Regions from separate parts of the Homo sapiens genome. Here regions 1 and 2 are each linked to region 3. The links are chromatin contacts, found by Hi-C or POLR2A ChIA-PET in ENCODE. All regions are on one chromosome and are shown on one strand. The core of a region is the stretch at or near the end of the contact, and the rest is flanking DNA. Distances in the headings are between cores, read along the strand shown.

What was found. Hi-C counts contacts between places; a loop is a spot of excess contacts on that map. ChIA-PET counts read pairs that join two places held with the same protein, here RNA polymerase II (POLR2A). Pooled maps may share reads with other maps.
Region 1: a map of sigmoid colon shows a loop between it and region 3 (4-fold over the local background). The contact joins two enhancer-like sites. A Hi-C loop is called at or near these places in 4 of 168 maps with a recorded cell type or tissue (CD14-positive monocyte, Caco-2, esophagus muscularis mucosa and 1 more) and 3 of 50 pooled maps. POLR2A ChIA-PET finds 5 or more read pairs at or near these places in 2 of 52 experiments (GM12878 and SK-N-SH).
Region 2: a loop to region 3 is called in a map of PC-3, with 9 times the contacts of the local background. The contact joins two enhancer-like sites. A Hi-C loop is called at or near these places in 3 of 168 maps with a recorded cell type or tissue (CD14-positive monocyte, PC-3 and ascending aorta), 1 of 37 single-sample maps with no recorded cell type and 3 of 50 pooled maps. POLR2A ChIA-PET finds 5 or more read pairs at or near these places in 2 of 52 experiments (GM12878 and common myeloid progenitor, CD34-positive).

Annotation. Positions count from the first base shown.
Region 1 is chr10:75,506,757-75,509,898 of GRCh38, reverse strand. The region is part of intron 2 of LRMDA (leucine rich melanocyte differentiation associated); the gene reads right to left. Among named protein-coding and RNA genes, the nearest start is that of MIR606, 44 kb to the left of the region's middle. Within about 2 kb of position 1,663, at least 3 of the 41 ENCODE cell types and tissues checked have a DNase peak (open chromatin) inside an H3K27ac peak, as active enhancers do.
Region 2 is chr10:75,530,928-75,534,019 of GRCh38, reverse strand. All of the region lies in intron 2 of LRMDA (leucine rich melanocyte differentiation associated), which reads right to left. Among named protein-coding and RNA genes, the nearest start is that of MIR606, 20 kb to the left of the region's middle. Within about 2 kb of position 1,324, at least 2 of the 41 ENCODE cell types and tissues checked have a DNase peak (open chromatin) inside an H3K27ac peak, as active enhancers do; they include CD14-positive monocyte and PC-3, where a contact is called at or near this core.
Region 3 is chr10:75,467,446-75,470,436 of GRCh38, reverse strand. All of the region lies in intron 2 of LRMDA (leucine rich melanocyte differentiation associated), which reads right to left. Among named protein-coding and RNA genes, the nearest start is that of LRMDA, 37 kb to the right of the region's middle. Within about 2 kb of position 1,261, at least 10 of the 41 ENCODE cell types and tissues checked have a DNase peak (open chromatin) inside an H3K27ac peak, as active enhancers do; they include CD14-positive monocyte and PC-3, where a contact is called at or near this core.

The DNA of each region.
Region 1 (3,142 bases), core at 414-2,913, 39 kb before region 3:
GTCTGCCCTCTGCCTCAGACAGGCTGTAAGAGCCTCAAGACTGGGGCTGTAAGTTCATCCACACACCGGGAGATAAGGTGAAGTGGTTCAACATGAGAAGTGAGCAAATTCAGATCCCTTATTTTGCAGATAGAGAAACTGAGGCCAGAAAACTGAAGTGACTTCCCAGTGTCTCCTGACCAAAAGAAAAATAAGCATTAAATGAAGAGAAAGGAAATAATGAAGTGGAAAGGATAGTTGACCTCAAATAGAAACATGGATGCTAGTCCCGGTTCTGCCACCAATCAAGACAACCCACCTCTCTGGGGCTCAGTGTCATCTGTAAAATAAGGCCTGGAAGAAATACAGCAAATCATGGTGTCAACAGGTATCAGAGACACCCTTCTGGCATCAGTATTCTGTAACTCTCAGAGAGCCACAGTCTTAAAGTCTTTCTAGACACAATCTTAAAAGTAGAAGACTAAATAATATGCACATGTCACATCATACAAAAACATGCTGTGGAAGCAGAAAGTAAAAGGAAATTTTGAGCATAATATGAGTTTTGAATTTAATATTTGCTTATTTTTTTCTTTTTCCTCCTGGTAAAATTGCTTAAGAGTGTTACACACACACACATATACACATATACACAGCCCATTCGACCTCTCTAGCCACGTGGGTTTCTGCTCCCAGACAACACTGCACCACGAACGGGGTAGGAGATGTCAGCCAGCAACGGTGGCCCATGAGGGCCAACAAACAGCAGCCAAGCACTCCCACTGTCACCACCCTAAAACACCTGGTCGAGTCTGATTAATGAGATGAGGACCAGATGCTTAAAAATGTCTGCTAAATTAAAAGAAAAAGAAGAAACAAAGAGAAAAGGAAAGGAAACCAGAAGCCTGCCTTTAATATAGTGCACTTTGTTATCTGTAATGTCTTTCAACCACAGATAACAGAATCAACCACATGGAATCTAAGATGCACGCCAGGTGAAAAAACACCATAAAGACATAATAAAAAGTTCCACCAGTGCCCATAAATTGCTGGGGGACTGTTACAAGGGCAGAGTCATAAATTCTTAATGTTTCCCAAATTAGAGGGTACCAACACATATGCAAATATATTTGTGTGGGTAATTGAGGACTAAAAATCTTACATTAAGCACAGCTACCTCCTTCAAACGCTGTTAGGGGAGCCTCTGACAGGCACACTCATACAGCACACACTGTAGGAATTCAATTTGGAAACCATCATCTAAAGCACAGAGGAGAACAGGAAAGTCATATTGCTATAATGCTTAGATTATCAATCATCTTGACAGTTTATTGGCTTTATCACCACACATACCATTAAAATGATGTCTGGCCTAGACTGTCAGGAGCAAACATTAAACAGACCAGGATTAAAAAGCAGATCCCAAACAGCACTCCAGTCAAGTTTCTCTTCCACTCTGAAATTAGTTAGAGCTGACTAAGAAACTGGCACTAGACTTTGAAGAAATATACAGCCCAAAAGGCTGAGAGTCAACTCAGACCTGACAAGCTGATAGGTAATGTCATGTTATGGCAAATCTGACTCTCCTGTGGTTGATTTATCACGTACTCTGTGCAACAGAATGATTGCTAATGGTGGAAGGGAGAGGGGGGGAAAAAAACACCACCATAATTTGCCTCTTCTTGCAACCAAGGGCTTGTATCAAAAGGGCCAAGCCAGCTCCCTGAAGTGGGGTAGGAATGCTAATAAATTCACACTACTGAGCAAACATATTAACATTACCCCCACACAGGTTATTAAAGTAATTTTACAGATTCAGAAGAACTGAACAGGCAGCAGAAGAGACATTCATAATTCAAGAGCTCTAGACAGCGAAAGAGTTACGAACCCTATACGTTTTTAAAATGCTTCTGCATGTGTCACTTTGGCAAGGAAATCTCAACACAATTAAAACTATACTAGCACATCAATAGGGCTCAATTGAGAGCTGTGTACCTGCCTTTTACTAGGCCAGGGCTTTATAGATGCCTCAGGAAGAAAAGGGAAATAGGAAATTCACCGCTAATTAAAGGGAACCTTCTGTGCCTAAGGACAAATGGTGGCATTTCTAAAATATATATAAAAGAAACACATTTCCAAATCTCTGCCAAGGGTTTGGCTTTTTCACAGTCCCTAGAACTATTCTGTGTTTGTTTGGAAGTTACAGAGCTATTCTGTTTGTGATTAATAGTTTGCTTTCCAGTACAAATAAGTCATTAAGAAGGGTAGGGTGGGGCACAGAGAGAAGTGACAGAATAGGAACTGGCTCCGAAACAATGCGAGTAAAAAATTCAGACCACATTTTTCAATCTTTCACTCCATTGCTTATTTACCCAAGTGAGGTTCCCTGCCTGTCTCTCTGGGTGACTTCAACATGACCCTTTAAGTGAAAAAACTCATTGGGACACCATATCAGAGGCCCTTTCTCTACTTCCTTTCACCTAGCTGGGCTTTTTGGTACCTTGAAAACTCAGCTAATTCATGATTAAGAAAAGAATCTGGAAAATGATGGCACAAAAGCAGCCAGGAGGCATGAAGAAGCTGCTTCAGGAGAGCTCCTGCCCTTGCTGGGGTACCCCTGTGACACTCCAGGGTCGCCCCCAATAGGCTGTAGTGCCATTTTGTGATGCTTCCAGCCAGCCATCTTTCTCCAAGCAGTGCCATCCTGTTTTGTTGGTTGTACGCTGGAGTGGAGGAACTGACAATACACCATTTACCGAGGGAGAGTCACTCCCTGTACAACAGATGTCACCAGGAAAAAAAAAAAAAAGATGCCAGAACACAAGGCTTGTACACTGCTGAGCAAACACTGAATTTTGCACCTGAATGAGCATCTGGGTTTGAGAGACCAGGCAAGACCCACCCACATCCCCAAACACGCACTCACCCAACCACAGCACAACTCTCCCCAAGGGCCCCAAGAGAGCTAAATGGGGGAAAGGCAGCCAGCATCCAAGCTCCTCACACCAGGAACTTCCTCTGCCATTGCTTCTGGCTCAGGTTTCCAAAGCACTTTCACTAAGGGTGAAGAGAGAACCTCCCACAACAACCCCCTCGTGCCAGGAAACCTGAAAGAATCTCTGCTTTCACACTCCAAGACACCAGGCACCAAGATTTCCATGGG
Region 2 (3,092 bases), core at 75-2,574, 64 kb before region 3:
GCCACTGGATCCACCCACCTGCCCCGAACGCTACCCTAACACCTAGGCAATAGATTTCCTTTACTGTTGAAACCAGTTTGAGTCACTTGCAATATAGAGTCCTCATATGTTGCACATATCGCATGTACATTTTATTTTGTCTTTTGACAAAGTCCCCTCCAAACGTCACCTCCTCCAAGGAGGTGCAATTAATTGTTACTCTCTCTGCACTCTGTGGAATATCGTTGACTCTCTCTCTCCTCTCATCCTCTGAGTGGGCCCAACTCTCCCAGTGATAGCAAGGGAAAGGAAAGGCTCACTCAGCAGCAGACTGCTACAACTGCCTGATCCCAAACACAAGACACCAGAGAATAAGCTTCAAAGTTTCCCACTCCATGATTTTCCAGAAAGTGATGTCCTCTTGCACATCAAGAGACAAGAAAACATAGATGTGCAATGACATAATTTATTATTTACCTACTTTTAACCAAGTCAGTGGGAGAAACAATAAATATGAGTATGCCCAGAAGTGTCTCTTACTCAGACCCATAAAAACTCATTTATAAATAACTCAAAATTTCCACCCAGGATTGATGCTTTCTCTGCTGCACGAAACTCTCCCAGGCTCCCTTGTCAGCCTTTTCCTGAAGTAGATCCAAAGAGACCCTGGGTTACCCCACCCCTAATTGTTACCTATTTCATTTGTATATAGGTTTTCCTCATTAAAATGTCATTATAAAATGAGGAGTCCATTTTAAGGGTAAACAAAGAGTGGTATCTAAATATACTAATATCTCAGCCTTTACTGAAACTAACTTTTATGTAGTCCAACTCCTACCATGTTCTTTGTTATCCTCTCAGTTGAAAGAACGCAGAATATTCTACAGCTCTGCAGGTGACTTCTCTTTCCATAAAATCTCACTAACTAGGATATGCTTTTCAAAATTTACCAGCCTAGTACCTTTCTTTTCAACTTGCTATAAAATGCATTCTTTGAGTAATAAGGCATACTCCACAAACGTGGCTGTGTTCTGTCTTGTATTAATATTATACTTAGCTATTTGAGGTTTGTCACTCCCACGAGAGAGTGAGCCCCTTGATGGCAAGGACAAACATCTTTTAATTGCTTACAGTGCCCAAAACCAGGCTTCATACAAAACAAACCAGTAGTTTCAAACTTGAATATACATCAGGATCAACCACGGAGCTCATTAAAAATACAGATTCCTGAGTCCCACCCCAGGGACTCTGAGCCACCAGGTCTAGGGTAGGGTCAGGGAATCGACATTTCTAACAAAGTGGATCTGAGTGATGCAGGTTGTCTGCATCCTACTGAGAATGACTCAAGCAGAACTCAGTGTGTCTCAACCATACTGAGAATGACTCAAGCAGGACTTCAACAAAAAAAAGTCTGAAATGAATAAGAGTACAAAGTTAGCTAGAAAGATTTTCCAATGTCACCACCAGTCCTCTCTCCAGCATGCACACCTGAGGATGTCTCCCGAATACACCTCCAGCCCCTAGAAAGCAGAGCCTGATGTTTGGCAAACTGGTCTCTCCCAACAGCAGAAAAGGCACTTTCCCCAAGCCCTTTCCTCTGCCTTCAATGTGTTAACACCCAGGCCCAAAAATTACATCTGGGGACTCAGAACCCCAAATGCTCAAAGATAGCAAGCAGCCTGGATCAAAAATTCCAGAATTTGGCACAAGAAAAACATGGAAACTGAGGCTGTGGAACCATGATGGAATCTGGCAACCAGGAATGCCTTTGTCACCTCTCCCCAAGATCTTCGGGATCTGGCTGAAAAGTCAAACTTCTAGCAGGCAAACAAATCTGAGATGTTAGGAAAATAATGAAGACAGCAACAAGACAAATAACAGCCCAAGAGGTCATAAAAGGGGACACTGGTTTCCTTTAAGAAAATTTTTAAACACCCCCTTGTACTGCTCACTGGCTCTTTCCTTTTTTTTTTTTTTTTTTTTTCTTTCTTTCTTTTGAGGTAGAGTCTTCCCTTATCTGCCAGGCTGGAGTGCAATGGTGCAATCAGCTTACCACAGCCTCAAATTCCTGGGCTCGAGTGATCCTCCCACCTCTGCCTCTTGAGTTGCTAGGACTACAGGTGCACACCAATTTTTTTTTTTTTTAAGAGACAGGGTCTTGCCATGTTGTCCAGGCTGAGCTCAAGTGACTCTTCTGCCTCAGCCCCACAAAGTGCTGGGATTACAGGCAAGAGCCACCGCACCTAGCATCACTGATTACTTTCTAAGGCCAATTCCTTTTGGCCTAGCTGGACTGTAAATTCCTTGTGGGCAGGAAATGTATGTCTCATTTCTTGTATCTACATTAAAACTGAACATACACTAGGTGATTAAAAGACCCTGTCCAGAGAACAAGAGTGCTGGCTTTAGAGCCAGAGAAAACCAAGGTCAAACACCACCTCATTTTTAAACCCCTGTGGCACTTACAACCAGGCTTTGTACAAAACAAACCAGTCATCACCACATATTCTTGTGCCAATCACTCAGCTCCTGCTGCAAAGCAACAAAGGATGGGAGTACAGGGTTGGGAGGGTCTGGCTGTTGAGACCCTCAGGTTTGCTCAGACTCTGCTGACCCTAAAAGGCCACACTCACCACGAGTCTGTGAAGGAAGGGAAACTTTAGTGCAGCTCCCACTGCTCCTGCTGTCCAGCTGTCCTTCCCTCTTTTTTGGAATAACGCCTCATCCTTCAGAACTAACCTGCATTGTCCAACAAGTTCTCCTCGACCACCTGACTGTGTTAACCACCCCCTCTGCCACCTCTCTTCAGCACTCGTCCTGCTGTATTATACCTCCCTGTGGTCGTGTCTGTCTACCCACTGGCTAACAACATTAAGGAAGAGCTGGTGATATCCCAGCCTCCACTGTAACCCTAGAGACCAGCACAGTGCCTGGCACACACAGACACTCAAGAGACATGCCCAGTGAAAGAGCAGACCTTGCTTAGCCTCTATCTTCCCAGATGTGAAATGTGAGCTGTTGTGACAACAGATGATATATAACACAGCCTGAAATAGTCCCCATTCAATAAATTATAAATATTCTCATTGAGATTGCTAATAGTGAACTATTAG
Region 3 (2,991 bases), core at 12-2,511:
CAACCTCCACCTCCTGGGTTCAAGTGATTCTCATGCATCAGCCTCTCCAGTAGCTGGAATTACAGGCACCTGCCACCACACCCAGCTAATTTTTGTGTTTTTAGTAGAGACGAGATTTTGCCATGTTGCCCAGGCTGGTCTCAAATTCCTGTCCTCAAGTGATCTGCCTGCCTCGGCCTCCCAAAGTGCTGGGATTACAGGTGTGAGCCACCACACTCAGCCTCACCTTTATGTTTTGATCTTCACTGAAATGCAAATAAATGCAACGTAGGCAGAACTTATTCTGGCAACTCAACCCTAATACAAAAGGGTTTCTGACCTGGTCCTCAAACCATGTTGATGGTGGCAGAGGAAATGCAGGAAGGTAGTAGAGTCTTGAGGAAAAGAGGGAAAAGTATTATTAAAGGGGAGAGGTGCATCCAAGAACCAGAAGTGTGGGGCCACCAAAGACTAGTTCTTAGACTCCTTCCTATTGCTGATTCAGGGTTAGTGCCCTGCAGGTGGTGAGCCACCACACACAATAGACAACCAAGAGGAGAGAAGTCCATGGAGACCAACACCAAGCTCTGCACCTTGTTTGAAGCTTAAAGCACAGTTACTATGGTTCCTAGGCCCAGAAGGCCGTGTGCACCCATAGGCCTCACACTGGATCCCTCATCCCATACCAGTCTCCAGGTTCTTCCAAGCACGGCAGAAACACTCACCCCTCTGCAAAAGTCTAGCATTGTTCTGCAACTCCAAGGAAAGCAAGGAAGTCTCTGGCTCCCCTCATGCTACCATCCTCTTCCACTGCCCACCACTTGATACATGGGGTGGCACACCCTTCAACAAACACACACACACACACACGCACATACACTCACACACATGGGCAGCCAGTGCAACACTTGCACACCCACCTTAGCTGACAGGAAGCTAAAAACAAATGCAGGATGAAATCAGTCATCAGAAAGGGGTTGGGAAGGAAAGGGAGATGTGGAAACAGAAAGCAGCACACGCTCTAGGTTCAGCTCTCTTTAGAGCTGAATCTCTTTAGAGCAAGGCCCCAGAAGCTGCCAATGTCTTTGGTTGCACTGGGGGCCAGTTAGGGCAAATAACTGAAGGCATTTCAATTGGTGATGCTCCCCCAGTGACTCACTGTTTCTTTATTGCAACATGCTCTCTATAAAAGCCATTTTCCTCTCACAGGATCTGCTTGGGCAACATGTGATGTCATCATAAATCATCTCTCTCTTTTTTTTTCCTTTAAAATGTCAGCAGATTTCTTGGAGTTTCTAAAAAGCCAAGAGAGCCAGCACCATCTCCCAGTTTTGGCAGGGAAACCCATTTTCTTTCCCAAGACGTCTGTCTTCACTTTTTCCCCATGCTCTCCCATAGGAGCTCTGCAGAGATAATGCCTTGAAGAGCACAGAAAGTTACAGAAAGCATTTATGAAAAAAAGCTTTTCTGTCTACTCTTTCCAAATGCAGGGCCTTTCTCTTGCTCCCTTTTTTCCTCTCGTCCTAGTTTGGTGCACTTCCAGGGGAAGTGAATGTATAGCGAGCACTTTTAAACAAGGTCTAATACAATCCATGCCTCCAAGACATGAGTGCCATTAATCAGAACGAAGCCTTTGTGCAAGAGAGGCCACAGGCTGGACGGCCGCCATGGACTAGTAATGCAGACAGGCCCCTATCTCCCCACTCCACCCCCAGCAGGGCTTGGCATTCTCTTCCCACCCTGACCCTTCCCAAATCCTGTGCCCGACAGCCCCCCGCAAAGACCTGTGAAAACCTACTCTGGAGAAAAAAAAAGTTTCCTTTTATTCCAAGTTTATTGGACCAAAAAGTGACTAGCATCACTTCAGGTGCAGAACCTTAAGAGCAAAAGAAAATTCCAAACCACCTCTAACCCATGAGCACTGGGGCCACAGCAAAGGGGAGTCTACTGCTGAGGTGTTTGTTTCATCACCCTGGGTATCTCTTAAGGCAAATCTTCCTTCTGGAAGGGCTCTTTCCAGAAAGATCTCTGTGATTAGATACTATAGCTGCCCTGTCCCCTACATGCAATGACCACACAATAACAAAGAAATGAAGATAGCATGGGAGTCCTAATGGTCCTTCTTTTTACATCCTTTGATATGGCCAACAGTCTTCCCTAACCCCGCCCCGCACCCCAAAAAAAGGATTCAGTTAACTAAAGACCACGGGAAGCAAAGGAACTTATGTATGGGGGAAACCGACAACCATTTATGTGAAGTCCTTTGGGGCTATTATCAATGCCCCAACCTCTCCCCTAAAATCAAATACTTTTGCCTGGTTCCAGACTACTGATGCTCCATCATTAATACTTCAACCATTAGGATCAGTTATGGAAACATGCAGATAATCCTTGGAGATTATTATACCACTATCAGCCATTTCTACCTAAGTATGACTGAGCAATACTTTGCGACTTTGTGTGTGTGTGTGTGTGTGTGTGTGTGTGTGTGTGTGTGTGTGACGGAGTCTCACTCTGTCACCAGGCTGGAGTGCAGTGACGCGATCTCGGCTCACTGCAACCTCCACCTCCCGAGTTCATGCGATTCTCCTACCTCAGCCTCCTGTGTAGCTGGGATTACAGGCATGCACCGCCAGCCCCAGATAATTTTTGTATTTTTAGTAGAGATGGGGTTTCACCATGTTGGCCAGGATGGTCTCAATCGCTTGACCTCATGATCTGCCCACCTCGGCCTCCCAAAGTGCTGGGATTACAGGCATGAGCCACTGTGCCTGCCCAACTTTGCGATCTTGATGTCTGGTATACTGTCCTGTCCCCACAATTTATCCACACACAAGCATGGGGTCTTCCAGGAACCCATCACTTTAGATACTTGTTGGGGAGGCCACACCCTTTGTTTCCCTCTCCTACCCAATTCCTTATCTTGAAGAGAGGTAAAACGTGGGAAAAATTCAGGAGGGAAAAAGAAGAGAAAGAAGAGCAGGGGCAAATAAGAGGCACAGAGGGCGAGGT